Regions from separate parts of the Homo sapiens genome. Here region 1 is linked to region 2. Evidence: chromatin loops called from intact Hi-C (ENCODE). Cell type or tissue: MCF 10A. All regions are shown on one strand. Links, peaks and the distances in the headings refer to the core of each region. The heading gives the core; the rest is flanking DNA.

Region 1 (16,065 bases), core at 4,352-12,351, 130 kb after region 2:
AAAAAAAAAAGGGGGGGAAGGGTCGAAGGGCCAAGTCAGCTGGTCTCAGGGCCTGCCACATACATACCTTCTTGCCTGCATGCCCTGTGACCTCTGCTAGCAGCCACACAATAGCAATGGACAGAGCATGGGCTGTGAACTCAAAAAGCTCTGTTCAGTAAACACCTATTGAGTACCTACTGCAGGCCATGTTGTGCTGAGCGCTAAAGGATGAAAAAATCCAATCCTTCCCTCTAAGAACTCTGTATCGGTTGCAAGGGCTACCACACAAACCAAATTGGTTTGCGCAGAAAGGGGGATTTACTGGCTCATGTCACTGACGACTCCAGATATACAGTGTCAGGTAAGGCCTTAAGGCTCCTCCTCTGCCCACCCAAGTTCAGCTTCTTTGTGTGTTGGCTTCATCCAGGCAGGCTCTTTCATTTCATGGTGGCACACAGTGGCTCCAGGCTTTCATCCTCACAGTGTCAGGTTCAAAAGAAGGAAAACTTCTGTTTCCCAGTCATTTCAACCAAAGCCTAGAACTGAGCCATATGTACTGGTTGGCCTGGCTTAGGTCACATGACCATCCCTGAACCAATCACTATGGCCCAAGACACTGCAACGCTGTGATTGGAGGCCTATGTCAGGTCTGCACCCCTGGAGACTGGAGTGGGAGCATCCCCTACAGCAACAAAGACTGAGTGTGACCTTAGGCATGCTCATGCTTTCTGAGCTTCTTCAACTGCAAAACGAAAGCAGTAGTAATACCCAAGTCAGAGTGCAGGTGTGAGGACTGAATGAGAGAGGGCTGCACCTAATCCAGAACCAGCCCCTGGCAGGGAGGAACACCTGTCCTTCCCATCAACCCCAGGGGGCAGCTGCCACCTTCAACCTGGGAACCCACCTGTGCTAATGAGTCTCTTGGAGGCTGCGCTCATGACCTGGCACGACTGAATCATGTGGCTGAGGCAGTCACCTCCTTCCCCCAACAGGTGTTCACGGGACAGTCGTGGCCATCTTCTCTATGGCCCTTCCGGAATGTGAGCCCAGCCTTCCCCAGTGCCTCCTGAGCCACTCACAGATGTCCCCAGCAGGCCACCTATCCCTGGCTCTGCCAAGTCCCAGGCTGCATGGGCCATCCCTGGAGGAACCTAACGTGGGAGTGGGCCTGCCCAGGCCTGGAATCCACTTTCCCTTTTCCAATCACAGGCAGAACTCCAGGGTCTGGGCTGGAGAGATCCCCAGTCCTATCCCCACAGGAGCAAAATCCATACAGGGACTCATACACAGGGCCTGACCCCGCCCTCCACTGGCTCGCCTGCTTGCCAGGTGGCCTGACTCCTGGGCAAAACCAATGATGTCGCTTGGTCAGTGCTAGTCCCACCTGGCAGGAGGGGAGCAGGGCCCCCCCCCCGATTCTCCAAGCACTCTCACGCTGCTGTACGCCTGCAGCCCCTTCCTAGACCCTGGGATGCCTGTGCCCTATGGGGCGTAGCCAGCAGGGGACCCCAAGGTTCATCCTTTCAAAACAGCCTCTGGAAACAGCTGCCTCTGGACCTCAGCTCAAATTTCCACGTTCCATTGAGAAGAAACCTGATTTATGAGTGTGTCTCAGGGCAGAGCTCACCCTGTGTGTGGCACCCACAAGTCAGCCACTGGGGCCAAAAACGAGGACCCTGATCAGAGAGCCCAGAGGATTCTTCGAGCTCCAAGGACCCAAGGTTGTCCCCAAACGTGGCCACGTATCAGAATCACATGAAAAGCTTTAAAAAATTATAGAAATTACTCTAACATAGGGTGGAGCCCCAAGTCTGGCTGTTTGTGCGTTTAACTCTCCTGGTGATTCTGATGTACAACCAGAATCAGATCTAGGCTTTCCCATTTTATGATAAGAGGGAGAGGCTTTTCCAAAATTATTAAGGAATTAATAGCAAGAATGTAGGTCCCTGGTCTCCCATGCTGAGTGAGAATGGATGGGCTGGGGCACCTTCAGAATGAGAGGAAGGGTGGCTTGCTTGGAAGCTGGAATCAGACAGGATCTGGATTTGGAAGCGGTACAGTCACTTAATCATCGCTCTGAGCCTGTTCCTCCATCAGTAAGATGGGTTAAAACCTTCCTCATAGAGTTGTGCTGGGATTCGAGGGAATGAGGAGTCAGCCCCCGGGCCCAGAATGCCTGGAACATACCAGGAGCTCCATGGGTGTGAGTCTCCATCCTTCTTTTTATTTGATGATCTCACATGCTCCGTGCTACAGCTGAATGAGAAAACTGGACTGGGAGTCAAGGAGATCGAGGGAATCCTGGTGTTCTTACACCTTACTGTGTGATCTGGACCAGCCACCCTCCCTCTCTGGGCCTCAGTAGGCTTTGGTGGATGAGATGAGACTCCATTCTAAGAGCATTCCAGTCACAGTCCCTCCTCATCCCAGCACTTGTGGCTCAGAGACGCAAAGCGATGTGAGAGTAGGCGTGCCCCGTGTGACCCTGGAGAGTGAGAAGCAAGAACATTGACACAGAGTCCCCTGTGACTCCCAAATCCAGCCCACAGGGGAAGCTAAGTGCAAAGCTGGAACAGTTTCTTCACATACAACCACCCCCTTGTTGCAGGGTCAGAGTCCAGTGCTGAGATCTGTCCCCAGCAAAGCAAACTGGCCTTGCAGACATCAAGTGGCTGGAAAGGGAACAAAAGCAGTGGGTCTAGAGGGCCAGGCCCCCTGGGCGAGGCAGAAGCAGCCTGCCAGTCTCCCCAGCCCACCCGCCCCGGGCCCTGGGAAAAATGCACCCTTTGTCCTCCACAGCCTCTTGTCCGGCCAGGGCTGGGACTGGAAGGGCAGCCTGGAGGGACTTCTGGAGCCCTTGGAGCAGCTTTCCCAAGGGAAAAGGGACACAGGGGTGGCTGGGTGTCCAGGATGACTCCGGATGGGGACAGGGCAAGCTCCCCATTACTGCAGAGCCAGCAAGTCCTGGGGTCGGGGGAGACCTCTCCCAACTCTGGTTCCTTCTCTCCCTGCCTCTCTCCCCTCCTTCCTGGCTCTCTCGTGTTCTTTCTCTGGGTCTCTCTCTCACTGTCATGTGTGTCCCTGCCTCTCTCCCTGCCTCTCTGTCTCTGCGTGTTGGACTCCAACTCTCTCTCCGTCTTTCTGTCTCTCTTGCTGCTTCTCTGTCTCTCTCCATCGCCGTCTGGATGTGTGAGTCACTGTCCCTCCCTGCCTGTTTTTCCATGTGAATCCACTTCTCTCCCTCTACCCGCTTCCCCACTTTCCCAGGCCACTTCACTGTCTGTCCATCTGTCCCTGCAGGTACAGGCTGTGGGTGGACAGCTGCTCGGAAATGTTTGGCGGCCTGGACATCTGTGCCGTCAAGGCTGTCCACAGCAAGGATGGCAGAGATTACATCATCGAGGTGAGGGATGAAGCAGGGAGTCCTCCTGGCTGGTCCAGCCTGGCAGGCGTGCCAGGGGGAGGGAATCCCTGCATGGTCTTTGGCACCATCAGCTGTGTCCTGGCTCCAGGGCACACGCAACCCAGGCCTCAGTGAGTTGCTTCTGGAGGCTCCTTCCCACCCTCAGAGGCATCGAAAGGCTTCATGCCTGGGGACTTGGAACTGAGTCGGGAGACCTCAGGGCCCGAGGTTGAACAACATCCCCAACCCACAGGCCTAAGGGAAGGAAAGGGCATCTGGTCAAGGGTCAACAAGATACTGTCCCATGGGGCCCCTTCCATTTCCCCAGTGTCCAAGCATGTGAAATGGGCACCTTCCTTGGTCACCATGCAGACAGTCCATCATTTGTTCATTCAACAAACATGGCCTTAGGGGGCTCCCATGGGCTAAGCATGGGTGTGGCTCTGGGGATACAGCCGTGGACATAATAGACATGGGGTGTGCAGGCTGGCAGGGGAGAGGGTGAGAAACAGTGGCAGAGCATTGAGGATTTGGAAGGGGGATGGAATGGTACAGGGGCATGAATAGAGGGAAAGATGTAGGGAAACAGAATGGTAACAGAGGGCTCACAGAGGGGCTGTGGGTCCCGGAATCTCTCTCAAGACCCTCCAGCAGCCCATGCCTCTCCCAATCCTATAGTCCTCCCATCCCCGCCGCTTCCTCTCTCTGTTTCCCCGTATCCCACTAACCCCCACCTCTCCTCCATGTCTTCCCAGTGTCTCTCACGGTCCCACAGCCCTCCCGTCCCCTCCCCAACTCTTCTTCCCTGCCCCCCCACTCCATGTCCCATGGCTCTCCACTGCTTTCCCCTGAAAAGGCCCCTCTGGCCTCAGAGTCCGCCATAACTTCCCATCTCCACACTCACAGCTCCAGTGCCGCGTCCAGCCCCCTCCTTCCATGGGCGGTGCTGACACAAGGCCAGGACACGTGAGGGAGAGCCCTGCGGCCGTCCCCTCCCCGGGGTGTGGGCGGCTAATGGGAAGCACATGGCTGGGGTGACCACAGGAGCCAGCCGGTCCTCCCGTCTCTCATGTCTGCCTCGCTCCCCAGGGGCCCACGGCCAAGCAGGACCAGGTGACTCAGTGGGTGGGAGCCCAGTCATGCCAGGAGGGTGTTCACACCCAGGCCTTGGAGGTAGGAGGAGGGAGTCCAGGATGAACACAGCCCCTCTCTCCTCCCCAGAGAGGCCAGGAAGCTCCTGCAGGAAGAGCTGCATCTGCATTAGCAGACCTAGTCCCACTCTGGAGAACAGCTCTCCTCTCAAGGCCCGGAAACGCCTTCCCTCTGGCCGCCACCACACCTGAAGTTCCCCAAGTAGCCCCTACTTGGAGGAGCCATGGAAGGGGCTGGGAACAGACTCCTTGACCTGTACAGTTGCTCCCTGGAGGAGCCGGTCCCTCGCCTTCTGGGAGCTTCAGCCCAGAGGTGGGGCAGGAACCCCCAGCACGGCAGCTCCTGAGACCCCACCAGGTCCTCCTGCCTCTGCATCCCCTCACGGGGACCACCAGACATGAACCCAGATTTGGCACACACGCACTCATTTGTTTATTCACTGAGCCGCTGCTCCAGGAGCCAGCCCCCAAGCCAGGTGGACACAGTACAACTGCAAACACAAGAGCAGGGGCCCTGTCTCCTAGAGCTCCCGGACTGCCCTGACCCCCAAAGGCCAGCTCCTCCCTTGCACCAGCAGTCTCTCTGTCCCCTGTGAGCCCCTACCTCTCCGGGTCTCAGCTTTCAGTCTTAGGGAAAAAAAAAAAAATCTGTGTTCATGGGCTCAGGCTTCCTGCCTTTAGCCATTCAGAGGGTTGGGGATGAAAGACCTTTCACATTAAAAAAAAAAAAAAAAAAGTAAAAGTAGTGGGCTCGGACTTCAAAAAATAAGAAAACAACGTCTCCCAAGAATGTTCCAGGGGAAAAATGAAAGATAGCTTTTCAGATTTTTTTTTTCCTCGCAGAAACATTGCAGAGTTGTTTCCTTTGCTTTTGAGTTTGGAGTGGGGTCAGGGGAGATGGGAAGCTTGTTACCAGAAATATAAAAGGTATTTTCCCCCAGTAAGGGAAAAAAAAAAAGGCAGAAGAGATCCCAAAACACTGGTTTCTTCAGCCATCTCTGTGGTGAGAACTGAAAATGTGTGTGAAATGTTTTGTGAAGAGGCTCACAGTGAAATACTCAGGGGAAAAGACCCTTGAACTTGTCCTCTCTGACCTTGTCCGGGGAATGACATTGCTCACTGGAAAAATGTTTCCCTGGGGAGACGAGGGTGGCCACTTCCTTTGGCTGTCTCTACCGTGGGGATTCCAAAATGAACCTCAGGTTCCTTGCGGTGGCTGTTTTCCACTGCAGGGAATGTAGGAAACAGAGACCAGAATAAAATGGGGTTGGCAGGGGCAGGGGGAGAGAGGACAGGCAGGGTGCAGCAAGCCTGTGTACCTTCGCGGCAGACTCCACAGTCAGAGCTCAGCCAGTGGTGACTGAGAGACTGTCCCTGTCTGGGGCGCTGGGATCCAGGAGGCCTCAGTCCCAGGTACGACCTGCGCAGAGCTCAGGACCCTGCTAGAAGCAGTACTCACATTCTTTTTTTTTTTTTTTTTTTTTTTTTTTTTTGAGACGGGGTCTCATTCTGTCGCCAGGGGAAAGAGGGAAGAGGAAAGGCCTGTTTTCCGGGGCCCTGGCAAAACCCAGGCGGGAGGGAAACGCGTTCCACAGGGAGCTGGGCTATTCTCAAAGTGCTTCTATGGGGAGGAGCCTGAGGGATCCTAGTTTCCCCTTCTGCTCTTCTTACAAATAGAGCAACTTGGCTCACTGCAACCTCCGACACTCCCAGGTTCAAGCGATTCTCCTGCCTCAGCCTCCCGAGTAGCTGGGATTACAGGCACCTGCCACCACGCCCGGCTAATTTTTTTTGTATTTTTAGTAGAGACGGGGTTTCACCGTGTTGGCCAGGATGGTCTCAATCTCCTGACCTCGTGATCCGCCCGCCCCGGCCTCCCAAAGTGCTGGGATTACAGGCGTGAGCCACCGCGCCCAGCCAGTATTCACATTCTTAAGCTAGCTTTTCAGTTTCCTAATCAAAGTGGGTGCTTAAACTCACAGATCCCTACAAGTCCCAGCTGGAAGGGTCTTAGCAGCTGCCCAGATCCCTCAGTTCACTGTTGAGAAAAAAAAAAAAAAAAATAGGCCCGTAGAGGAAAAGAAACTTGCCCAAGATCACAGAGCAAATACACAGCAGAAGCCAAGCCTGGAACCCAGGTTCCCTCTTCTCAGTTCCTACCCTGGTGTGCTGTTCCAGTGCTTGGTGGGAATTAGCCTGATGCAGTGGGAGGACCGTGGGTTGCCAGTGCTGTGTCCTTGACCTTGCCACTTCTTTGACCCTCTGCTTCCTCTTGATTACAATGAGGATAATAGTACTGCCTCAAAGAGCTATTCTGAGGTTTATGAGAGATCCTCCACACCCAATGCTTAGAATAGAGCGTAGCACGTAGGAAATGCCCCATAAAATACGGCGCTTCTTAGTATCCTTATCCTTATGAGCCGGGCTTATCACAAGGGCGTCTTATTCCTCCACTAAACAGGTGTCTGTGGAGGGCACACCTGCTTAGCAGGACACGGGGCCCATTCCTAACCTTGGGGGCTCCCAGTCTGGTGGTGGAGACATAGTAAGCAAGGGGTGACAGTGCCGTGGATAAGCTGTCCCGTGTGAAACCAGGTGAGAACGGCAGGATACAGTTGTCAGGTGGCTCGTCAGAGCTTGCACTATCAGAGAGGGCTTCCTGGAGGAAGACCTAGTTAGCTGTTCCCTGTTGGATGAAAGGAGTTGGCCAGGTAAGGAGTGGGTAGAGGGATTACATAAGAACCTGGAGGAGAGAGAAAACCTAATATGTCCAGAGCGTGGGAACAGGGGAGACAAGACGGTGAGTCTGATGGGGTGGCGTGGGTGAATGCAGGCCGCCGACTCCTGCAGTGGAGCAGAGAGGGTGACGCGGCCAGCTGTTCCGCAGATGCGCCAAGGCCTGACAGACACCCCTTCCAGATCTCCCATAGCTTCCCATGCCCAGGGAATCACGTGGAGCATTGGCCTGTGTGACCTTGGGCAAGTCCCCTCCCATCTCTGGGCCTCAGTTGCTCTATTTGTAAAAACAGCAGAAGGGGAAACTCGGATCCCTCAGGTTCCTCCCGATAGAAGCACTTTGAGAACAGCCCAGCTCCCTGTGGAATGCTTTTCCCTCCCGCCTGTGTTTTGCCAGGGCCTCGGAAAACAGGCCTTTCCTCTTCCCTCTTTCCTCTGAACCCTGGGTCAACTCCAGCCCGCGTCATATTTTTGTCATGATCAAGCCCCCACCTTTACTGTTTCTGCTTTGTGGAAAGCAGCCTTGACCTGGGGCCAAAGGAGAGGTGGCCAGCCCCGACCCTGGGAGGGGGCCAGGGTGAGAAAGGAGGGGGCGGAGAGCGGCTCCCCAAAGAAAAGCACAGAAAAGGTCGGCAGAGGCTCCCTGGCCCTTGTCGCATTGCTGTCATCCAGCAAACGTGGGCCGAATTGAACTACCTCCAGGGAGTGGTTTAGACTGAACCGAAGGGAACTGATGTCGCTGCCGGCCAGTCCCAGCTGGAGGTGATTTGCATGGAGGACATCGCCATCTGGTGGTCACTTCTGTCCTGAGCCCTGAGCCCCCACTTCTGGGATGTGATGCCCAACCGCCATCTCTCCTGGCATGGGGGTCCCTCAGCTCTCCCTTCCTCCCCACAGGTAATGGACAGCTCAATGCCGCTGATTGGAGAGCATGTGGAAGAGGACAGACAGCTGATGGCCGACCTTGTTGTCTCCAAAATGAGCCAGCTCCCGATGCCAGGAGGCACAGCGCCCTCCCCCCTCAGACCTTGGGTAAGACCCTCACGATCAAAGGAGACTTTATAGCCATGAGAAATGCCAGGCTGTCTGGAAATGGGGAGCCCCTGGATCCAAAGGGGATACCCCCAGGAAGAAACCACCTTGGGGAGAAGGAATGGGGGTGTGGACGAAGGCCAGACATTGGGGAGAGCTTTCACAGCCTGCCCCAGTAAGTGAATTGAGGAGGCTTTCAGAGGCCCCTTCCCTTCTTCACCATCCTGGGGAGAACAATCTTGTCTCAAATGGCCTTTGGGCACTGTGGGCAGAGATGATCGACTGCTGTCCCTTCTGTGCCCTCGGTGCTGGGCCTGAGCAGGATGTGTGTGCGTGCGTGTGCGAGAGCATATGGACACACAAGCCCTCTGTGTGCTCCCAGGGAACCAGTCAATGGACGCTATTGTGTCTCCCATTTTCCCCAACCTCGATGAGCTCCCACGTCGCTCCTCCCCTCCACAGTTCCCACCATGGATTACCAGACTGCTCTCCAAAGAATTTGCCAGCTCCCCAGCTTTATGTAAAAGCAAGTCCCCAAACTTCCACCTCCCACCCCAGATTTCCCCACAGAAAGTAATCTATGATAACAAACATCAGAATCGTAGTTATTATACTGACGGGGCTGCTGGCTGGGAAGGGGCACGGGGCAGGCTTTATCGCAGAGAATGCCCTCTGTTTTGATCTGGGCAGTGGTTACACCGACGTATACACATATAGAACTTCACTACACTGTATACTCCAGAACTGTACACTTTATGTGTAAGAGTCTCTTCTCAATGATAAAAAGATCTTCATAAATGCTGCCCTCTCACCCAGGAAGTAAAGGGCTGTGGTGATACCAACAGGCTTCTTTTCTCTTCTGCTCTAGGCTCCACAGATTAAATCAGCGAAATCCCCAGGGCAAGCCCAGCTGGGGCCTCAGCTAGGCCAGCCCCAGCCACGCCCACCTCCGCAAGGTATGACCCAGGACGAGCCACTGCAAGAAAGCATGCAGTGAGGGTGCTGAAATGCACCGAGGGATCCACATGTGATTCCCACAAGGGGCTCTGGGAAAATGCACCTGAATACTTTATCCACAGAATGAATGAGACTATGGGGTTGGTCAAACTCTTTAAAAAGTCAAGAAAGGAGAAGGGAAATAGAAGGTTAATTTATTAAGAACCTAATATGCACCAAGCACTGTGCCAGGGAATGTCCCACCTATTTTCTCACTTTTATTTTCCCAGCCGTCCTGCAGTGAAAATGTCATTATTTCCTTTTTTTTTTTTTTCTTTTGAGACAGAGTCTTGCTCTGTCGCCAGGCTGGAGTGCAGTGGTGCGATCTCGGCTCACTGCATCCTCCACCTCCCAGGTTCAAGTGATTCTCCTGCCTCAGCCTCCTGAGTAGCTGGGATTACAGGTGCACACCGCCACGCCCAGCTAATTTTTGTAGTATTAGTAGAGATGGGGTTTCACCATGTTGGCCAGGCTGGTCTCAAATTCCTGACCTCAGGTGATCCGCCCACCTCAGCCTCCCAAAGTGCTGGGATTACAGGCGTGAGCCTTTCTACTGCGAGGTAAAAGTTGAGGCTTTGCCCAAGGAGGCAGAAAATGGTAGATTTACAAGTCTGGCCTTTCAGACCTTTCAAACCTAGGAAGTGTTTATTCATTTCAATGAGTGGTGCCTGATGATAGATTTGTGAGTCGACCAGCTAGAGTAAGAAAGATAGAAAAAGGGAAGATCATCTATAAAACCTTGGCCATTGAAATTCCTCCTCAAATATATTCCAGCATTACTACATTCCACCACTTATTAGAGAATGGACAAACTATTGTAAAAAGATGAAAAGCAATCAGGGCAATGGCTAACTAACTTTCTCAAAGAATATCAGCTGCTCTGATATTCTTGCATGCAGTCTTGAGAGAAATCCGCCCCGTATCCTCTCTTGCAATCAAAACCTCCTGGGCACACTCGCTCTGGCACCAGCATGGAGCTTCAGAGCACCTGTGCACCAAGAAACCAAAGCAGGCAGTCTCGCTGCAATCTTTTAAGGATCTTCTTAAAAACCTATCAGAGGCCGGGCGCGGTAGCTCAGGCCTGTAATCCCAGCACTTTGGGAGGCCGAGGCGGGCGGATCACGAGGTCAGGAGTTCGAGACCAGCCTAGCCAATATGGTGAAACCCCATCAGTACTAAAAATACAAAAAAACTAGCCAGATGTGGTGGTGGTGTGCACCTGTAATCCCAGCTACTCGGGAGGCTGAGGCAGGAGAATCGCTTGAACCCAGGAGGCGGAGGTTGCAGTGAGCCGAGATTGCGCCACTGCACTCCACCCTGGGCGATAGAGGGAGATTCCATCTCAAAAAAACAAAATAAAATAAATAAATTATATATATATATCAGAAAGAAGGCATTACTATCATGTTGTGGCCTTCCCAGTCACTATTATTAAAAGCAACAGATTCATTACTTTGTGAAAAAAAGTCAACCTTGGCCACCAAATGGCTTCCTCTTCCACAGGTCTTAGATAAAATGTCCCATTCATTTTTCTTGTTTGTGTTTCTCCTTCTGGAAAAGCAGGAGATATTTTTAAGAAAAGGGAAATTGTATAATTGTACACAACTGTGTACAGACATACCTCAGAGATATTGCTGGTTCGGTTCAAGACCACCCCAGTATATAGTAAATATCAGAATAAAGGGAGTCACACAAATTTTTTGGTGCATATAAAAGCTATGTTTACACTACACTGTAGTCTCTTAAGTACAATAGCATTATGTCTGAAAAAAACAAAGTACATACCTTAATGATAAAATACTTTATTACTAACAATCGTCTGAGCCCTAGGTGAATAGTAACCTTTCTGCTGATGGAGGGTCTTGCCTCAATACTGATGGCTGCTTACTGATCAGGGTACTGGTTGTTGAAGCAAGGGGTGACTGAGGCAATTTATAAAAATAAGGCAACAGTGAAGTTAGCTGCATGCATTGACTCACCCTTTCACACAAGATTTCTCTGCAGTACGTGATGCTGTGTGATAGCATTTTACCCATAGTAGAACTTCTTTCAAACTTGAAGTCAGTCCTCGCAAAACCTGCTGCTGCTTTATCAACTAAGTTTACGTAATATTCTAAATCCTTTTGTTGTCTTTTCATCAATCTTCATAGCATTTTTTTTTTTTTTTTTGAGACGGAGTCTCCTTGTCGCCCAGGCTGGAGTGCTATGGCGTGATCTCCGCTCACTGCAAACTCCGCTTTCCCGGGTTCATGCCATTCTCCTGCCTCAGCCTCCCGAGTAGCTGGGACTACAGGTGCCCACCAACACTCCCGGCTAATTTTTTGTATATTTTTTAGTAGAGACGGGGTTTCACCGTGTTTGCCAGGCTGGTCTCGATCTCCCGACCTCGTGATCCGCCCGCCTCAGCCTCCCAAAGTGCTGGGATTACAGGCATGAGCCACTGCGCCCGGCCCCTTCATAGCATCTTTATCAGGAGTAGATTACATCTCAAGAAGTCACTTTATTAGCTTATCCATAAGAAGCAGCTCCTCATCAATTCAAGTTTTATCACGAGGCTGCAGTAATTCCATCACATCTTCAGGCTTCACTTCTTATTTTAGTTCTCTTGCTATTTCCACGACATCTTCACTTACTTCCTCCACTGAAGTTTTGAACCCCTCACAGTCATCCATAAGGATGGGAATCAACTTCCAAACTCCTGTTAATGTTGCTATTTTGATCTCCTCCTATGAATCCCAAATATTATTAATGGCATCTAGAAAGGTAAATCATTTCCAGAAGGTTTTCAATTTCCTTTGCCAAGATCCATCAGAGGAATCACTGTCTATGGCAACTATAGCTTTATGAAAAAAATTTTTTTTTTGAGACAGAGTCTCGCTCTATAGCCCAAGCTGGAGTTCAGTGGTGCAATCTCGGCTGACCGCAAGCTCCACCTCGCGGGTCCTGGTTCAAGCAGTTCTCCTGCCTCAGCCTCTCAAGTAGCTGGGATTACAGGCACGCGCCACCATGCCCAGCTAATTTTTGTATTTTTAGTAGAGATGGAGTTTCACCATGTTGTCCAGGCTGGTCTTGAACTCCTTACCTTGTGAGCCACCCGCCTCGGCCTCCCAAAGTGCTGGGATTACAGGCATGAGCCACTGCACCTGGCCAAAATGTATTTTTAAAATAATATGACCTCAGATTTTAAATTACTCCTTGATCCATGAACTAAAAGACGTGATATGTATTAAAAGGCATGAAAACAAAATTATCTTGTACATCTCCATCAGAACTATTGTGTGGATAGATGCATTGTCAATGAGCAGTAATATTTTGAAAAGAATCTTTTTTCTGAACACTAGGTCTCAACAGTAGGCTTAAAATATTCAATGAACCATATTGGAAATACTATGCTGTTATCCAGGCTTTGTTTTTCCATTTACACAGCACAGGCAGAGTAGATTTAGCATCATTCTTAAGGGCCCTAGGATTTCCAGAATGGTTAATGAGCACTGGCTTCAACTCTAAGTCACCGGCTGCACTAGCCCCAACAAGAGAGTCAGCCTATCCTTTGAAGCTTTGAAGCCAGGCATTGACTTCTCCTCTTTAGCTATGAAAGCCCTAGATAGTATCTTCTTCCAATAGAAGGCTGTTCCATCTACACTGAAAATCTGTTGTTTAGCACAGCCACTTTCATCAATAATCTAAGCTAGTTCTTCTGGATAACTTGCTGCAGCTTCTTCGTCAGCACTTGCAGCTTCACCTTGCAGTTTTTGTTATGGAGATGGCTTCTTTCCTGAGACTTCACCCACCAACCTCTGCTAGCTTCCAACTTTTCTTCTTTAGCTTTCTCACCTCTCTCAGCCTTCATAGGATTGAAAGTAGTTAGGGCCTTGCTCTGGATTAGGCTTTGGCTTAAGGCAATGTTGCGTCTGGTTTGATCTTCTTTCCAGACCACTCAAATTTTTCCGTATCAGCAATGAGGCTGTTTTGATTTCTTATCATTTGTGTGTTCACTGGAGTGGCACATTTAATTTCTTTCAAGAACTTTTCCTTCACATTCACAACTTAGCTAACTTTCTGGTGCAAGAGGCCTAATTTTCAGCTTGTCTTGGCTTTCAACATGCCCTCCTCACTAAGCTTAATCATTTCTAGTTTTTTTATTTAAAAGTAAGAGATGTGTGACTTTCCCTTTCACTTGAATATTTAGAGGCCATTATTGGGTTCTTAACTGGTCCAATTTCAATATTGTTGTGTCTAGGGGAAAGGGAGGCCCAAGGACAGGAAGAGAGATAGGGAAATGGCTGGTAAATGGGGCAGCCAGAACACACACATTTATCAAGTAAGTTCACTGTCTTTTTTTGTTTGTTTGTTTGTTTGTTTTTTGAGATGGAGTCTAGCTCTTTTGCCCAGGCTGGAGTACAGTTGCACAATCTCAGCTCACTGCAACCTCTGCCTCCTGGGCTCAAGCGATTCTCCTGCCTCAGCCTCCCGGGTAGCTGGGACTGCAGGTGCATGCCACCACACCCAGCTAATTTTTTTGTATTTTCAGTAGAGAAGGGACGTCACCATGTTGGCCATGATGGTCTCGATCTGCTGACCTTGTGATCCGCCTGCCTTGGCCTCCCAAAGTGCTGGGATTACAGGCATGAGCCACCACGCCCGGCCAGTTCACTGTCTTATATGGGTGTGGTTCATGGCACCCAAAAACAATTATTAATACAATAGTAGTATCAAAGATCACTGATTACGGATCACCATAACAGATATAATAATAATTTAAAAGTTTGAAATTTGTGACAATTGTCAAATGTGAGGCACAGACACCACATGAGTACATGCTGTTGGAAGGACAGCATTGACAGACTTGCTCAATGCAAGGTCGTCACAACCCTCCAATTTAGAAAAAACACAGTATCTGCAAACTGAAATAAAATGGACCACAATAAAACAAGGTATGCCTGTATAAAATACACATTAGTATTCTCCTTCAGGCAGATCTAGTGTGTTTGAATCCAGTTCCGTATCTCACTGCCTTTGCAGTGTTAGGCAAGTCATATTACTTCTCGGGGCCTCAGTTTCCTCAGTGTAAAGGAGGAAATAACAGCTTCCATGTTTAAGGATGGGGTGCTTGTCCATGAGATAAATGCAGGTGAAGCAATTAGCAAGGCATCAGACACAGAGATAGTGCGTAGAAGGTGTCAGTTCTTACTACTAATAATTTACTACGAATAACTATGACATAATGCTTACTATTAATAACGTGTGTCTTATACATATTGCTTTTCATGTTTATTATTAACAATCCTTGTAACTAATGCAGTGCCCCGTTACCCAGCAAGAATTCTATAGTAATAAGTGTTCCGAAACTACATATTCCTCACTCTACCAGGCTCCTGGCTGTGCCTCTGCCCCACACCCTCCTTTCCCCTCTGCCCTGGGACCTGCTTTTTAAAAGCACATTTGAACAGAGCCGTTTTAAAACAGAGAGCTACTGTATTCTGATTTCCTCTCTGGCCCAGAGTAAAACATGCTTGATAAAGAGATATTATTTTAAGGGAAATGAGGCTAAACACACTTTTAGTGAGTTGAAAAACAATCAATTTAAAACCAATTAAGGTAATTAAAGAAAATGCCCAGTGAATTAACGCTCAGATTAAAAATAACAAGGCTAATGAAAAACAACGCTTTCATTGAGTTCCCCAATTAACAAATCACATTATTATTTTGAACTTGCTGTTCATTTCAACTCAGTAAAAGTGAAATTTTCTTTTAATAAGCTTCATGTCTGTGCTTAGGCAAATACTTTCTATATATGTTAATATTTTGTGTATGTGCTCATATGAAAAATACTAAATTGTTTGCTTTGCCAAGAAGCCGAAAGAAATAACTAGGGCAGTGGTAATGGTTAGCACTCTGGTCTCTGAATCCAGTAACTAGGGTGTCTCTCTTGATAAATCCCAGGTATATGATAGGGACTCAACAAAGAGTTACTGAATTAATGAATGGGTATTCACATTTTCTAAGATATCAACCTGGGAAGGGAGGCGAATCAGGGGAAACTGAAGATAAAAGTAGAAAACAAATGTTTTATTTGAACTGCGGTGGGTTTAGAAAACCCAAAAGTAACCAACATTTAAAAATCAGGAGGTGAGCTGGGCGCGGTGACTCACACCTGTAATCCCAGCACTTTGGGAGGCTGAGGTGGGCGAATCACAAGGTCAGGAGTTCGAGACCAGCCTGGCCAATATGGGGAAACCCTGTCTCTACTAAAAATACAAAAAATTAGCTGGGCGTGGTGGCGGACGCCTGTAATCCCAGCTATTTGAGAGGCTGAGGCAGGAGAATCTCTTAACCCAGGAGACAGAGGAGGTTGCAGTGAGCCGAGATCGCGCCACTGCACTCTAGCCCGGATAATAGTGCAAGACTCCGTCTCAAAAAAAAAAAAAAAAAAAATCAAGAGGTGTTGCTTAAACATCTAGATTTCCAGCATCTCTTGATAGCACAGAAGCTCTAGAAACAATGGGCCTGTGTTTCTATACAGCAACTGTCCCTGGCGTTACTAACAGCGGCTTCCTTGATCAGAGCAAGGGCTCCTAGGGGCTCCTGCGTTTGCCTCCAGCCCTACTCCTCACTTCCATAGTGACAGAGAGGGGCAATTGCTATGTTCTTTATGCTTGCACCTCTTCAGAGAAATAGTTCTCTGGACTGTTTTTATCTCAAGTGGGCAAATTTTTGAAAGCCTCATTACTTTTCTTATATTTGCCTGCTTTATTTATTTACATA
Region 2 (16,065 bases), core at 4,924-12,923:
CCTGGGCCCACTCTGGATCCTAAGGGGAGTTTCAGCAGCAGCAATCTGAACACTGGGGCCTTTCATGGGGCAGATGGCAGGTCCAGGAGTGCACGGGGACAATGTGAAGCTAAAAGCCAACCTCTCCTCCTTCTCCCTGCCCTCATCCCCAGATAGACTCACTGGAAGCATTTTTGTGTAGCATGCATTACATTTGGGCAGCCCTAATTCCATGCTGTTTGTCCCTTTACATCAGTTCTGCAATGGGATTGCTGGCTCCTTGAAATACCTGCAGCTTCCAACAACAACAACAAAGGAAGAAGGGAAGGCAGGAGTGGAGGAAGGAGGAGGAAGGAAGAGGGGAAGGAGAAGGAGAAGGAGAAAGGAAGGAAAGGAGTGAAGGGAGGAGGGAGGGGGAAATGAGGGAAGTGAGGAGAAACAAAACTGATTGTCATTTTCACTGAAAAGTTAATAACAATGTAACAATTTCTCATCCACAGGAAGAGGGGAAAGAGAAGGGGAAAGGAGTGAAGGAAGGGGGGGTGGAAATGAGGGAAGTGAGGAGAAACAAAACCGATTGTCATTTTCATTGAAAAGATAATTATGTAACAATTTCTCATCCACAGTTTCTTTTAACACTTCTAAACAATTGATTACTTTTAAAGTAAAACCTAATTTACACTCTTCATGTATACTTTCTACTTCTGCATCTATGAGGTGATTTTTCAAACATTTATATCACTCCTTGTGGTAAAAGTGTCCTTGTATACAATTCAAACACTGTGAAGGAGCATAAAGTAAAGAACAACCAAGCTGGGCACGGTGGCTCACACCTGTAATCCCAGCACTTTGGGAGGCTGAGTCAGGCGGATCAGGTCAGGAGATGGAGACCATCCTGGCTAACAGGGTGAAACCCCGTCTCTACTAAAAATACAAAAAAATTAGCTGGGCACGGTGGTAGGCACCTGTAGTCCCAGCTACTCGGGAGGCTGAGGCAAGAGAATGGCATGAACCCGGGCGGACTTGCAGTGGGCAGAGATGGCGCCACTGCATTCCAGCCTGGGCGACAGAGCGACACTCCGTCTCAAAAAAAAAAAAAAAAAGAAAGAAAGAAAGAAAAGTGATCTCCTCTTGGAAGCCTTCCCCGATCCTCTTCTTTCCCGACCTTGACTGACTGACTTTTCCAAAAACCTAAGCGAAATGCAGAAGGAGAGCTCTCTTATATGATGCCTTATGGAGATAAAAATGAACACATACTAAAGTATACAGTGGTATGGATTTGGAAGGCAACCCAGCAATTTAGCAAATAAAAATGTGCATCCCCTTTGACCCAGCAACCCACTTTAAGGAACTTGACCTACCCAAAAACCTAAGCAAGTGCGCAAAGACGGTGTGCCAAGACTTTGCAATACTTTTGTGTGATCAGCAGGGACTGGTTTAATAAACTTTAGTACTATAGGCTACTCCATGCTGATAGAAAAATATGTCAAGATATTTGTCATCTTGAAAAAAACTAAGTGTCAAATGATATACATAGTATGATCCCTTCAGTCTTACAGAAAGCATGATGGAAGGAAAGAGAGAATAAAGAAAGGGGAAAAGGGAGGGAGGGAAGGAGGAAGGAATGAAAGAAGGAAGCAAGGGAGGAAGGGAGTGAGTGAGTGAGGAAGAAGGAATGGAGAAGAAAGAAAGGGAGGAAAGGAGTGAGCGAGTGAGGGAGAAGGAATGAAAGAAGGAAGGAAGGAAGGGAGGAAGGAAGGAAGAGAGATTGTATGTTACCCTGAGATTTGGTTCTAAAGTCTGTGAATAAAACAAAAAGGGGCATAATTTAGCAGGGTTTCACTGTGTTAGCCAGGATGGTCTTGATCTCCTGACCTTGTGTTCCGTGAGGAGATCACTTTTCAACCAGACCTTGAAGGATGGCATGGTATTCAGAGAAACAGACAAAGGACATTCCAGGTAGAGGCTGGAATATGGAGTCAAAGACATTCATGGAGCTTGGTCGAGGTGGGGAGGTGGTTCATTATTCCTTGGTAAATCCTTGGCCATCACGTTACCTAGACCACAGCCCACCGCAAGGCAGGCTTAGATATTTGAACAAAATACATCAAGACAGACAAATAAGCAATTACATTCCAACAGGGGGAAACAGACAATGAACAGAAAATAAAGTCAACTGGATGGCATGTTAGATGGAGATAAGTGTTATGGGGAATAAAAATCAGGGATGGGAGATGGGGAATGTGCATGGGGAGCAGAAGGGGCCACCGTGTTAAACAAGGTGACCAGAGAAGGCCTCATGAGAGGGGTTACATCTGATAATGACCCATAGCAGGTGAAGGAAGGAGCCTTCCAGATTCCTGGGGAAAGAGCATTCCAGGGAGAGGGCCAGCAAGGACGAAGGGCCTGAGGTGGGAGAGTCCTCAGTGAGTTGGAGAAAGAGCAAGGTGGCCACATGGCCAGAGCAGAGTGAGAGAGGGGACAAAGGGGACAAGAGAGCTGAAGTCCTAAGGCCCTGGTGCTGAATGCCTGAAGGTGTCAGGCTCTGTGGCTTGTTTGGATTGTTTGGTTTGGGTTATTCTTTAGAGTAAGATGAGAAACTATTGAGAGGTTTTGAATAGAGGAGTGACACACTCCGACATGTGGTTCAAGGAGACCCTTCTGGGTAAAAGAGAGATGAGGACCAAAATGAGACCAATTCAAAGATTACTGGCATAATGCAGGTGATTTGGGCCAAGGTGAAGCAGTAATGGTGGAGGAAAATGACCATATTCTGAATGTATTTTGAAGGTAGAGGCTTTAGGATTTGCTCATGGATTGGGTGTGAGGTGTGAAAGATGAGAAAGCATCGAGAGAGCCGCAGGGTTTTGACCTGATGCTGCCATTAACTGAAGTAGGACTTAGTTTGGAGCTGGGGGAGAGATTCAAGGGCTCAGTTACAGATATAGTGTGTGATTTCGTTGGACATCAGAGTGCAGATGTCAAGAAAGCAGTTAGACATGTTAGAACAAATTCAGGGAGAGGTCAGGGCTAGAAGTATAAACAGATGAGTAATCAGCATATAGATAGTGTTAAGAGTCATTAGGCTACATGAGGTTACTAAAGGAATGAGTATGGACAGAAAAAGAGAAAAGGTCTGAGAGCTGACCCCTGAGACACTTCACTGATACAAAGTCAGGAAGGTAGAGGGGAATCTGTGATGGCGACTAAGGGAGGGCAGCCAGCAAGGTAGGAGGTTGGGTCCTAAAGGCCAAAACACACAAGTGTTTGACAGAAGAGCGCGTGATTAAATTCTGCTGCTAAAAATTCGCGATTGCAAAAATATGGAACCAGCCCAAATGCCTATTAATCAATGAAATTAATGGATAAAAATCTGTGATATATGTGAGACATATATATATATATATATATACACACACTGTGGCATACTACTCAGCCATAAGAAGGAATAAAATAATGGTATTTGCACCAACCTGGATGGAATTGGAAACCATTATTCTAAATGAAGTAACTCAGGAATAGAAAACCAAACATCATATGTTCCTCACTCATCAGTAGGAGCTAGGCTATGAGGATGCCAAGGCATAATAAGGAGGATACAATGGGCCAGGTGTGGTGGCTCACACCTGTAATCCTAGTACTTTGGGAGGCCAAGGTGGGTGGATCACCTGAGGCCAGGAGTTCAAGACCAGCCTGGCCAACATGGCAAAACCCTGTCTCTATTAAAAATACAAAAATTAGCTAGGCGTGGTGGAACATGCCTGTAGTCCCAGGTATGTGGGAGGCTGAGACATGAGAATCCCTTGAACCAGGAGGCAGAGGTTGTGGTGAGCCGGGATGGCACCACTGCACTCTAACCTGGGTGACAGAACAGGCTCTGCCCCAAAAAAAAAAAAAAAAAAAAAAAAAAGAATTATACATTATACAATGGACTTTGGGGATTCGGGAGGAAAGGGTGGGAGGGGTTGAGGGATAAAAGACTACAAATTAGGCTGGGTGCAGTGGTTCACGCCTGTAATCCCAGCACTTTGGGAGGTGGAGGCGGGCAGATTGGGAGGCCGAGGCGGGCAGATTATGAGGTTAGGAGATCGAGACCATCCTGGCTAACACAGTGAAACCCTGTCTCTACTAAAAACACAAAAAATTAGCCGGGCTTGGCGGCGGGCGCATGTAGTCCCAGCTACAAGGGAGGCTGAGGCAGGAGAATGGCATGAACCCAGGAGGCGGAGCTTGCAGTGAGCCGAGATCGCACCACTGCACTCCAGCCTGGGCGACAGAGCGAGACTCTGTCAAAAAAAAAAAAAAAAAAAAAAAAAAGCGACCAATTGAGTACAGTGTATGCTGCTCGAGTGACAGGTGCACCAAAATCTCAGATATCACCACTAAAGGACTCATTCATGTAACCAGACACCTCCTGTTCCCCAAAAACCTATGGAAATAAAAAATAATAAATAAATAAATAAATGCTGCTGTTAGGTCAAGAAAGACAAGGACTAAAACACCGACCACTAGATTTTCCCCTGAAAACTATTTATTACTTTTAACCAAGTGCTGGCCAAGTCTCCCTGGCCTTGGATGGAAGGCATATCAATTGCACATCATCAGCCAAGTACTGATTGGATGGTTTCAATTGCAAAGGGGAAATCTTATCTCCAAGTCATAAGGTGGGATTTCTGACAGAAGGAAGAGCACACATTAGGTGAAGAATGCTAGACTAGGAAGGAATGGAGTCAGATGGCATGGGCACCAGTCTTGGTTTATCTACTTGCTCCCTGTGTGACCTTAAGACTCCCTGTAGCTCTTACCATCTTCACATACAATATGATGGGTGGTGAGCAGAGCAGGGTTCTCTGAGAGACTTTTCATAGTCTCTTCTCAAGTCTAAAATTCAAAGACATTTCCCTATCTTAGTCAGGGATGGCTACATAATTTGCAGGATCCCTTTTTCAAAATGTGCAGTGTGGGGGGGGAATGCTGTTAAAGATACTAAATATAAAGCTTTTTCTTTCCTTCCACTATCTCTCTCTTGACTTGTCATAATGCTGTTTTAATTGCTATTTAATATCATTCTAGGTAAAATAAATAAATGAAATTTTACATTATTCACGTGGATTTTACCATTTACTTTTACATTGTGCAATGCAAAATTTTAAATGCAAATATGAAAACATTGAACTCATAAGCAGAATCAATAAAATTACACAATTCATATTTCATAGTTCCTACATGCTGTATTAGTCAGTTCCCACACTGCTAATAAAGACATACCCGAGACTGGGTAACTTATAAAGAAAAAGAGGTTTAGGCTGGGCGTGGTGGCTCATGCCTGTAATCCCAGCACTTTGGGAGGCCGAGGCAGGTGGATCACGAGGTCAGGAGATCGAGACCATGCTGGCTAACACGGTGAAACCCCGTCTCTACTAAAAATACAAAAAATTAGCCGGGCGTGGTGGTGGGTGCCTATACTCCCAGCTATTCGGGCGGCTGAGGCAGGAGAATGGCGTGAACCCGGGAGGCGGAGCTTGCAGTGAGCCAAGATGGCGCCACTGCACTCCAGCCTGGGCGACAGAGTGAGACTCAAAAAAAAAAAAAAAGAGAAGAAAAGAAAAGAAAAACAAGTTGAATGGGCTTACAGTTTCACATGGCTGGGGAGGCCTCACAATCATGGCAGAAGGCGAAAGGCACGTCTTACATGGCGGCAGCAAGAGAAAATGAGAGCCAAGCGAAAGGGGTTTCCTCTTACACAACCATGCTACACAAAACTAACTCAACTGTTTTTATTTCACTTCTGGATGCACACACATTCTTCCAACCCCCTCTACTTGAGGCTTACTGTTGAGTAAGTAAGGACTAAAAGAAAAGTGAACTATGAATTGGCCTACCTTTTTCTTTTTTTCTGTGTCATCATATTCAGTATAAATTATTGGCTAGTAAGAAGGAACATGAGGGAATCTCTTGGTTGGTTGTTTGCTTTTCTCAGAAAGTGATTGTCTTCCTCATCTGTAAAATGGGGATACTTTGTAAGGCAATTTTAAAACAGAAAATTCATCTATCCACTCATGTAATTCTATACCACGCACAGTGCTTGGAACACATATGTGGTCAGTAAATATTTTAAGTGCTAAGAATTCAGTGTGGCTCAAGTTGGGAGGATGCTGAGGTACATAATAAAAATAACAGCTCAGCAGTAATTGAGTATTTATTATGTGCCAGGCATTGTGTTAATGCTATTGTATTAACTCATTTCCTCTTAATGACAGCCTTATGAAGTAGGTATTTTTATTACCCCCATTTTACAGATGAGGAACTTGGAAAGGTCAGTAACTTGGCCAAAGACCCGTAGCCAGTTAAGTGGCATATCTGGGAGTCAGGCCCAGGTCAATAAGATGCCAAAGCATGTGCTTTGGAACACTGACTATATTGGTCCCATAGTTACTTGGTAATAAAATCAAAGTAGTCAAAGAGCTATGGAGGGAAATGATGAGTTCCATCTGGGGAATCCAAGAAAGGCACTGAGAAGGCAGCTGTATGTACACGTCTGTAGCTCAGGAATGATGAACAGACTATAGATAAGATTTGGGAGTCCTCAGCTGAATGATAGCCACTGAAACCGTGAACATGGATATGAGTTAAGATAAGACAGCCCTATAGAACTAAGGCATCTGAGAGCCAAGGGAGGAGAAAAGAATGCCGAAAAGGAGACGTTGCAGAGGTAGGAGTGGATGCATAGGGGGAATACCTGGAAACCTGTGGACATTAATTCACATGCTACAGAGATGACCAATCAGATGACAACTGCAAAAAGACCTTTAGATTTTGCACGTGTCCCCACAGATGACTCCGGGTAAAACAGACTCCCTAGACTGGTAGATAAGGGGAAAGGGACAATGGAGAGATTTATAACTAAACTTGGTATGACTTTTCATCTGTCACATTCCATGGAAAAAAATTATCCTTTGTCAAACTACATTTCCTGACTTGGAGGCTAAGAAAAGTCAGTCACTGCAGCAAGATGCAAGATGCAACTTGGCTGTGGACATTTGCCAAGCCACTTACGTCCCCTCTTGAGGCCTCAGTTTCCTCATCTGTACATAGAGTTATTGGATGAGACATACTCTAAGTTTTCTCCCAGATCCAAAATTCTATTCCCTTCCGTTCCAGATGCTCTTTGAGGATGTTGGTGTTGACAAGAAAGGTGGGGGGAAAGAGAAGGACCCTGCTTGACCGCGACAGGTCCCCTTGTATCCTGTTCCCTCTCCATCTTATTTTCTCCACAGTGCTCTAGGGCAGCTGTGGAGCCAATGATGAAAACCACATGTTTCTGGGCAGCCCTGCTGTTGCACAATGCCGCCAAGGGGAGGGCAAAAAAGAAAGAAAGAAAGAAAAAAAAGAAAGTAAGTAAGAAAGGAAAGAAAAGAGCTTTGGAATTCTCGGCTTCTACAGACAATTCCCCCATTGATGTGCTGTGAGTCACGGCGGGCCGCCAGGCCATCATGGTTTCTGAATCACTTCCTTCAAGAGGGGCTCTCCACTTGTTCCCGGGCTGACTTTGGCCAGGGCTGGAATGCAAGGAGATTGGACCCTTTGGAGTGGTTCTGACTGCCTTCCTCTTTGCTGGAGCCCCAGAGGGGAAGGTGGAGGTGCTAGGCAGCAGGGCGTAGGGGTCTGAATGGAATTGAAGACAGCAGAGAAGCAGGTTGGACCTGCTTGTCCCAATTGGTGGACCCAACTCATGCCCCTCTCTCTCCCTCTGTTAGAGAAGAAAATGATGTAAAAATCCCAGATTAAAGGCCAAAGTTTTCTCTGGTGGGCACTAGACTCAGCCAGATCCGGAATTTCTATCCTCTCCACCTTGACATCCTGGCTGATGTGGACAAGGTTGACACCTTTTGAGCAGAGATAGGTTAAAGTTGATCCCAGCCATGTCTCCAATGGCTCACATTAGGGAACCTTGAACGGCACTCTCAGTCTCCCATCTTGCAATTTCCATCTTTGAGGTCAAGGATGTTAATGGCCCAAGAAGCCCTCGCCTGGGTGGTGGTCCTTAGGTGAGAGTCTGTTTTAAGTTCTTGCTTAAAATAAGCTTCACTTTTTTTCGGCCAAGACCCTTAATCCTTGCTCTGGGCCAGACTCTGCGTAGGCACCATGGATCCCAAGAGGAAATAGACATGGCGCCAACTGGACAAAAGAGAATGACAGGTAAATAAGTAATGATGCAAATTTATCACCAAATGCAGACTTGGGGACAAGGGGAGCTCCAGAAGGCAGCCAGAAATGTTTGTTGGATGGAGCATTTAGCGCCATTTTCCTTTGCCCGACCACCATTCCTTCCCCGCCAGCCCCTTAACCCCAGAACTTTCCAGAAGATCAGTATGAATGGGCCCTGGATTAGAGAGGAAGTGGTCTCTTCCCTCCACCAACACAGGGTGCTGTTTCTCAATGACCCCAGCTGTTAGGGAATATGCTAGAATGCCGCCATCTGGTGGGCACACGGAGCCGTGTCCATTTCGCAACTTTGCTGCACCTGGGGCAAGTGTCAGAGACGCACTGACCTGGAAGCCATGCCCCAAAGAAACCAGGTTTGGCACGGCTACTTATTTGACTGAAGTTACAGGTGATGAGCAAAAGGAGCGCCTTTTAAGGAGTCCTCCTGACCACATTCAGCTGGCTGTCTCCCTTTAAGGAGGTGAACTTGGAGGAAAAGCTAGTTTAGAGCAGGCACCATATCTTCATCTTCTCTATGCCTCTCATAGCCTCTAGCAGCAGATCCAGGAGGTAATGGGTGCTCAATGCATGGATGTTCAATGGGATCAGTTACTGAATATGATCAGTGAGAATGATAGCAAGGGTTCTTTCTATCTTGCACCACCATATCCCTAGCACCATGCCTGACTCTACAAATATACATTGAACCATTGAATAAAATTAGACTCTCGGAAGTAAAGATTCTGGAAACAGCAAACATGATTTGCTGGAGGACAGTTTAGGTATTGCCTGTATTGTCTAGTACAGCCTCCTTCCTCTCAGATGCATCCCAGGGAGACACAGTGACTTCACCAAAGTCACACAGCCACTCTTTAGAACTGGGACTGGTGGGCGGGCCAACTTGCCACCTGGTTGCCTGGCAGAATCCAGGTTGCCTGCCCATGTATATATGAGAAACAAGACAGGCAGCAAAAAAAGTATGGAGGAGGCATTTGTCCAGGGTCACACCCAGTGGAAGAGCTTCCCACTAAGAATATCTGAAACACCTTTTCAAGGACTCTAATACTATCCTGTGCTCCTAGGGTGAAAAGGAACACCACCTAGTGCATTAAATAAAGAGGTAAAGAATGTCTAGCAATCCAAGGAAAACAGAGCCAAATGCAGTTACTGGGTGCACAGAATGTGATGTGGGAGGTACCAGTCATGTCACAGGTCCAGGTGGAGCTCTTGTCTCCCAGGAAGAGTTTGTGAAATAGTATAACCCATGTTCTGAAGTTGAGCTCCAGAGTGGGTGATGGTTACCCAGATGGAAGAAGCAATCTGGCTTACATGTAACAATAAAGGATCTGGCTGTCTCCCCAGCACACTCTTCGTGGCTTCATTCTCTCTCTCAATTTTCCCTCTTTCCTGTGCCACATGGACCTTTCTAACACTCTTCTGCTTAGACCATCAATGGCTCCCTATTGCTTCTTAGATAAAATCTAAATATCTTCCCTTATCATCACCCCACTCCAACTCTTTAGCTACATACTTCATCCCTTCCTGCTTAGCCCTTACTCACCTTGGTTACACTGTTAGGACGCCTGTCCCTCAAGTAGGTTCCAGTCCTGGCTTCACCACTTGCTCTCATTGTGACCTTAAGGAAATCACTTAATTCCCTGTGCCTTCATTTCCTCATCTATAAAATGGAGTTCATGCTAGCATCTACCAGACTGGGCTGTCGTGAGAATGGATTTGAGTTCAGTATGTGAAGTCCGAATAGCGCCTGTCATGTGGTATGCTCGCAATGTATGTTAGCAATCATTCCTGTTATTATCGCTACATATAACATGCTTCCTCACGCCCCCATCCTTTCACACATGTTCACTGTGCCTGAAATGTCCTTTCTCTGCCTTCTCCCTCAGATGGACAACAGCTCATTCTTCAAGCTCCAGCTCAACGTCCCTTTTTTAGCAGTAGGGGAAGTTAAGTGCACCCTCATCTTTGTACACATCCCGACCCCATGTTCACCCTAAATCCCATTGTCACCACGAACATCCTTACTCATCAAATGGGGGTGTAATAGCATCTGTTGATCATGGTACCTGCCTGAAATGCCTTATGGATGGGATGGGCGACTCCACAGTCATCCTGTAGCCTGTGTAAATTGCAAAGCCTTCAATGAGCGTGAGAGATGTGTATTTTTGCCATCATGGAAGGGCTGTTGGCTGTCCAGCTTCTAACCTGCCAAGGCAGGGTCAGCATGTCCCTCGCTGACCCAAGGCCCAGTCTCCAGGAGGACCCCTGCCTCTCACAGACACCAGCTCACTCTGCAGCCTGCTGGGCCACACTTGCTTCTCTCACCCATCCACCCGAAAGCGGGGTTGGGGGAAGTCAAACACCAGCTATGAGCACAGGGTGCTGCCAGCACAGCCTACCCAGGGATCTCCCACCTGCTCGTCACCGACCACCTTCCTTTGGTTTCTCCTGGGCTCTAGGGGTGTCTGCAGCCCCCCTGCCCTCACCCTAGGCTCTGCCTTTATTCTCCTTCTGCCTCACTTGGCCTGTTCACCGTAAGAATGGAGAGGTCTCCTCCCGACTCCCGGCCCACCCTCCTTTTTTCTCTCTCCTCCCCCTCAGCATGCTTTAACGTCCTCAAATCCATCCCAGAGGCTTTAACAAGGCTACCTTCATCCACTCATCAAGCACTGTGTGAGGCACTTACTCTCTGCAGGGCACTGAGGGAGATTCAGGATGAGTAAGATGCAAACACTGTCCTAGGAAGACAGGAGGGGAAAGAGAAGTGTTTGTTGAAGGTGCCAGCACAATGCCAGAGACTTAGGGTGGCAAGGGGAGAGAGGGTGAAGGTCTTCTGACATGGTCCTTGGCCATTCTCCACTGGGGGGCTGTAGGTCTGCACTTTGGTTGTGCCTGGCTGGCATGCATTGAGGAGGGGCTGGCCTGATCCTGTCCCAAGCATTCAGCTGATGAGTGACACTGGAGCCCAGTTCATGACTGCTGTGTCCTTTGAGCATAGGGAAGGCTCCGGAGAGCACAGTCTGCAGCCCTTCTTACCAAGCCCTGCCTTGTTCTCAGAATGATGCCACCCCCACTCTGCTCTGCCCGGGCAGCCTGAATGCGAGTAGCCCCTGGTTGAAGGCCATTTGGCCCTGGGGCAACAACCTTCCTTGGCCAGCACCCCTGTCTGAGTCTCAGCTAACTTCTGTGTCTCTCTCAGTGGCTTATGGGAGCCTCTGGTTCCCTTCCATGTCAGACAAGAAGTGAGGGTGGCTCGGGCCGGGCGCGGTGGCTCACGCCTATAATCCCAGCACTTTGGGAGGCTGAGGAGGGTGGATCACAATGTCAGTAGATCGAGACCATCCTGGCTAACATGGTGAAACCCCGTCTCTACTAAAAATACAAAAAATCAGCCGGGTGAGGTGGCAGGTGCCTGTAGTCCCAGCTACTCAGGAGGCTGAGACAGGAGAATGGCGTGAACCCGGGAGGTGGAGCTCGCAGTGAGCCAAGATCGCGCCACTGCACTCCAGCCTGGGTGACAGAGCAAGACTCCGTCTCAAAAAGAAAAAAAAGAAAAGAGAAGTGAGGGTGGCTCAGGAGGGCAAATGCAGAGTCTCTCAGGCTGAGACTGATGCTGAGTAGGTAGGGAGGGGGATGCCTGGGAGGGGATCTCTTCCCAGAATTCCAAGCCAGAATGGGGCAGAAGCTCCCCACCCACCTTGCCAGCTTTCTTCTCCACCCAACAAGGTGCCCTTAGCTAATGCTTCAGCTCAGAGACCTCATGGACACAGGGGCTTCTCACTTCTCTTCCCCTCTCTCCCTGTCTCCCTCCCACAATGCCCTGCAGTGAAAAGCTTTCTTCTTTGTTGTCTCTGGTATGGACGTCCCTACATCCCGTCTTCCTCCTACGGGCATTCAGCCTCTTGCTCAGCCTGAATAGAAGAGGTAGCTGCTCTATCCAGTAAAAGAAAAAACAAACAAAAAAACAAAACAACAACAACAAAAAACTATGTCCTGCTCCCTCTAAGTCAATAGCAGCTAAAATAATTTAGAAATTCTGATTTTGCTTAAGACAAGACTCCTTTTACAGACTCAAAAAGTCCTACTCTGAATGTTAAACATTGACTATCGATCCGCTACCACTCTGCTTTGCTAACACCTCAAACCTCAACCTCCCCAAGACAAGCACATGCTGGGTAAGTTTCCATCCAAGGAGATGCAAAGGAGAGCTCTTTCTGCATCATGTTTCAAAAGCACTATCCTGATACAGCAGCTCATATTTGTTGAGATTTACCACGAACCAAGCACTTGATATACATCATGTCGCTTAATCCTTTCAACAGTCTGTAAGGTAGATTATGTTATTTTTCCCAATTTATGGATGAGCAAACTGAGGCTTCTTTAGCCTAGGGTCAAGCAGCAAGTAAGTGAGAGAGTCAGAAATGGAGAAATGGAGCTCAACATGTTTGACTCATAACCACTGTGCTGAAAGGGGACATGAGGCCTGCCCTGCAGAAATTTGCAGAATGGAAGGATATACTTGTGAAACAGTAGACGGTAGTATTATGAGCCGTTCAAAACCCCTTGCTAAAGGAAGGACACTTACTGGTTTTTGTGCATCTACCACACAGCAGGCATTCCCAGAGACCATATCCTCTCATTTTCACAATAATCCTGCACCCCTGTTTTACAAGTAGAGTGGGTAACTGGGCTTAGGGAGATTAGTTCTCCAATGGTCATGAAGTGGTGAAGCTGGGGTTTTGTCTTAGTCCAGCGACTCCCAACCTTTTTGGCACCAGGGACTAGTTTTGTGGAAGACAATTTTTCCACTGACCAGGGATGGGGAGGGATGGTTTCAGGATGACTCAAGCACATTACATTTATTGTGCACCTTATTTCTGTTATTATTACATCACAATATGCAATGAAATAATTATACAACTCACCCTAATGTAGAATCAGTGGGAGCCCTGAGCTTGTTTTCCTGCAGCTAGACGGTCCCATCTGGGGGTGATGGGAGACAATGACAGATCATCAGACATTAGATTCTCATAAGAAGCATGCAACCTAGATCCCTTGCATGCATGGTTCACAATAGGGTCCACGCTCCTATGAGAATCTAATGCCGCTACTGATCTAACAGGAGGCAGAGTGCGGGCGGTAATACGAGCAATGGGGTATAAATGGGCTATAAATACAGATGAAGCTTCACTGGCTCACCTGCTGCTCACCTCCTGCTGTGCGGCCCAATTCCTAACAGGTCACAGATTGGTACCAAGGCCACAGTCTGTGGCCAAGGGGTTGGAGACCCCTGTCTTAGTCCATTCCTGCTGCTGTGACAAAATACCTCAGACTGGGTCATTTATAAAGAATAGAAATGTATTTCATAGTTCTGGAGGCTGGGAAGTCCAAGTTCAAGGTGCTAACAGGTTCAGTGTCTGGTGAGGACGCTCTGCCTCAAAGAGGGTACTTCTTGCTCTGTCACCATGCAGCAGAAGTGGCATAAAAGAAATGAACACTGTGTCTTCACATAGCATGAGACATGGAAGAGCCAAGCAGCTCTCTGAAGCCTCCCAAAGGCCCCATCTCTTCATACCATCACCTTGGGGTTTAAGCTACAACATATAAATTTGGAGGGACACATCCATTCAAACCATAGCAGCTTTGAGCCCAGGTCATGTGATTTCAAGTCTTAATTTCTTCCATTATTCTATGCTTGCCCTGTAGCTTAGGGGAAAATGCATGAGGCTTCCTTTCCTGCTCTAGAAGAGCTGACAACAGTAGAAGAAATGTGACATATACACAAGTAACTACAAAAGGACATAGAACATGGTAAATGTCAGGAGAGAAAGGGACAAGCACCTAGAATATCAAGGGGTGGAGCCTGGCCCCAGCCCAGAGTAGCAGCAGCAAATGGCTGCCGAACACGTGGAATGGGGCTAGGCAGGCATGCTGGGAAGCATGCATGGGAGACAATGACAGATCATCAGACATTACATTCTCATAAGGAGCGTTCAACCTAGTTCCCTTGCATGTGCAGTTCACAGTAGGGTTCACACTTCTGTGAGGGTCTCTGAGCTGGATATGGACATGAATGAGATCTCGGTGTGGAGAGAGACAGAAGTACCTCCAAGAGTGACCCAGCCAGGGCAAAGGCTCTGAGCCACGTAGGCAGGGGACAAGCTGTCCCGTCTGGGTGGCATGTAGGGGACAGGAAAAGGACCAGCAGAAGATAAGGCTGGGGCCAGACCACAGGAGGCTTTGGAGGCAGAGCCAAGGAACTTGATTTGGGGGATCACTTGAGGAGGTCGCCATTGACAGATTTATGTTTTACAATCAGGTATGACTGGAGCCAGGCTTTGAGAAGACACATGTGGCAGAGTGAGCAGGCTGGAGTTGAGAGTAGTAGTACAGTCCAGACAAGAAAAACTGCCAGGACCAAGGAACTGAGAAAGTGGAGGGAGGGGAGTGGGTGTCAGGGTGGGATGGAGGAAATGAAACAGACAAAAAGGGCTTTAGGCAACCTGGCAGGTCCAGGCTGCTCTGGGCCGACTTACCTTGTTGCTGTGTCCTCTCTTAACTCTCAGGCATAGGCCTGGCTGGAGACACCTTGGGCACCACAGGCCCCCAGTGTGGGTACTGGGCCCTGGCATTATAGCAGGAAGATCTTCTTCTGTCCCTGGTCCAGGTAAGCAGAGAACGTGTTGGGGTCAAGGCCAGGCAGGAACTAATGGTGCAGTGGCACGTGTTCACAGAACACACCTACCTCTTACGTTCTGTCAGCCAGAGTTCAGACTTCAAAAGGCTGGAAAGGAAGCAGGGAGAGAGAGGAGATACCTTTATTGGGCATTCATTCTAATCCTCAGTACCCAATGAGAAAAGGCTCTGTATGTGGAGTTTAAAAATTGAGATTCAGAGAAGTTGAACCATTTTCTCAAAGTTACAAAGCTACTAAATGGCTATGAGAATTTGGACCCGAGTCTTCCTGATCCCGTTAACTCAACACACTGTCTTCCCCAGAGCCACTTCCTACCTCCTGACCCCCAACTTTTCACCTCCTGCATCTTCTGACTGGAAGCTGGCTGCCATGTGTGAGCAAACTAAAATTCTCCTCCAAAGAAGCTTCCCCAAAAATACACCATGAGCCTGGTCCCTGCAGCCCCTCCCATAAAGGACTCTGGGTTTGGCTGGAAATGAAGCCCTAGCATTTTTTTCTTACCTTGTTTTCTAACCTCCTTTTCATGCTTTTCTTGTAAACCTTTTTTGTTTGTTTCATTTTTCATTGGCAGCACAAGCCTTTGTTTTTAAAGGTAAGGCAGACATCAACTTCAGAAAATAACTGATAGGGATATTTTAGCCGTGATTTTGCCATTGATAAAAAATTCTAAAGCCTAAGGGGCATCATCTTGGCCCATCATACCTTTTTTTTTTTTTCTTTTAAGGAAAGGGGGAGAAAATTTGTCCAGTTTGGGAAAAACAGTGATGGGAAAGCAATTTGATAACTGATGATTTTCTGAGTGCTTCAGCCTCAAGAAAACCAACAGCTGCAACATATTCGTTACATGGAAATCATTAAGTCATTCTGGGAAGAAATGACAAATGCATGTGCCTGTGTATAGATGGTAGACATGTGTTTACATATGGAGCAAAGCACCCACAGAGGGAATTACTTTAATATTGCCTCTAGGCCAAGAGAAGAAAAAAACACGTGCAATGAAAGCCCCATTGCAAGAGATGATTCTGAACATTAAATTCTTATTGACTGTGAGGTTTGAACTGAAAACGTAGGGAGAAGTCATCTTTTCCTCGACACCTAAGCTCATAGGGATTTCCCTTAGGGAGAGGCAATTCTGTGGGGTGGAGCCAGCCTGGACAGGGCGTCAG

What was found. Hi-C counts contacts between places; a loop is a spot of excess contacts. Peaks named below come from ENCODE experiments on the same cell type or tissue, not always from the same donor. Only the 100,000 strongest peaks of a DNase experiment are listed, where the experiment ranks them.
Region 1: a loop joins it to region 2, with 9 times the contacts of the local background. A loop is called at or near these places in 47 of 110 quality-filtered maps.

What each region holds. Positions count from the first base shown.
Region 1 is chr22:32,521,113-32,537,177 of GRCh38, reverse strand. SYN3 (synapsin III) reads left to right here. Exons shown (of 14, transcript NM_003490.4): 10 at 3,283-3,385; 11 at 8,170-8,304; 12 at 9,173-9,260. LOC124905103 (a long non-coding RNA gene) reads right to left here and starts at 5,327. Exons shown (of 3, transcript XR_007068067.1): 1 at 4,290-5,327. RefSeq lists enhancers at 4,212-4,849, 4,850-5,487, 7,291-7,790, 7,791-8,292. In MCF 10A, for the core only: a CTCF peak has its summit at 8,108 (motif pointing left); DNase peaks (open chromatin) are centred at 4,447 and 8,037.
Region 2 is chr22:32,652,816-32,668,880 of GRCh38, reverse strand. All of the region lies in intron 6 of SYN3 (synapsin III), which reads left to right. LOC105373002 (a long non-coding RNA gene) reads right to left here. Exons shown (of 4, transcript XR_938176.4): 2 at 14,948-14,986; 3 at 14,739-14,860; 4 at 4,315-8,157. Among named protein-coding and RNA genes, the nearest start is that of SYN3-AS1, 86 kb to the right of the region's middle. RefSeq lists an enhancer at 6,754-7,953. In MCF 10A, for the core only: a CTCF peak has its summit at 8,456 (motif pointing left); a DNase peak (open chromatin) is centred at 8,450.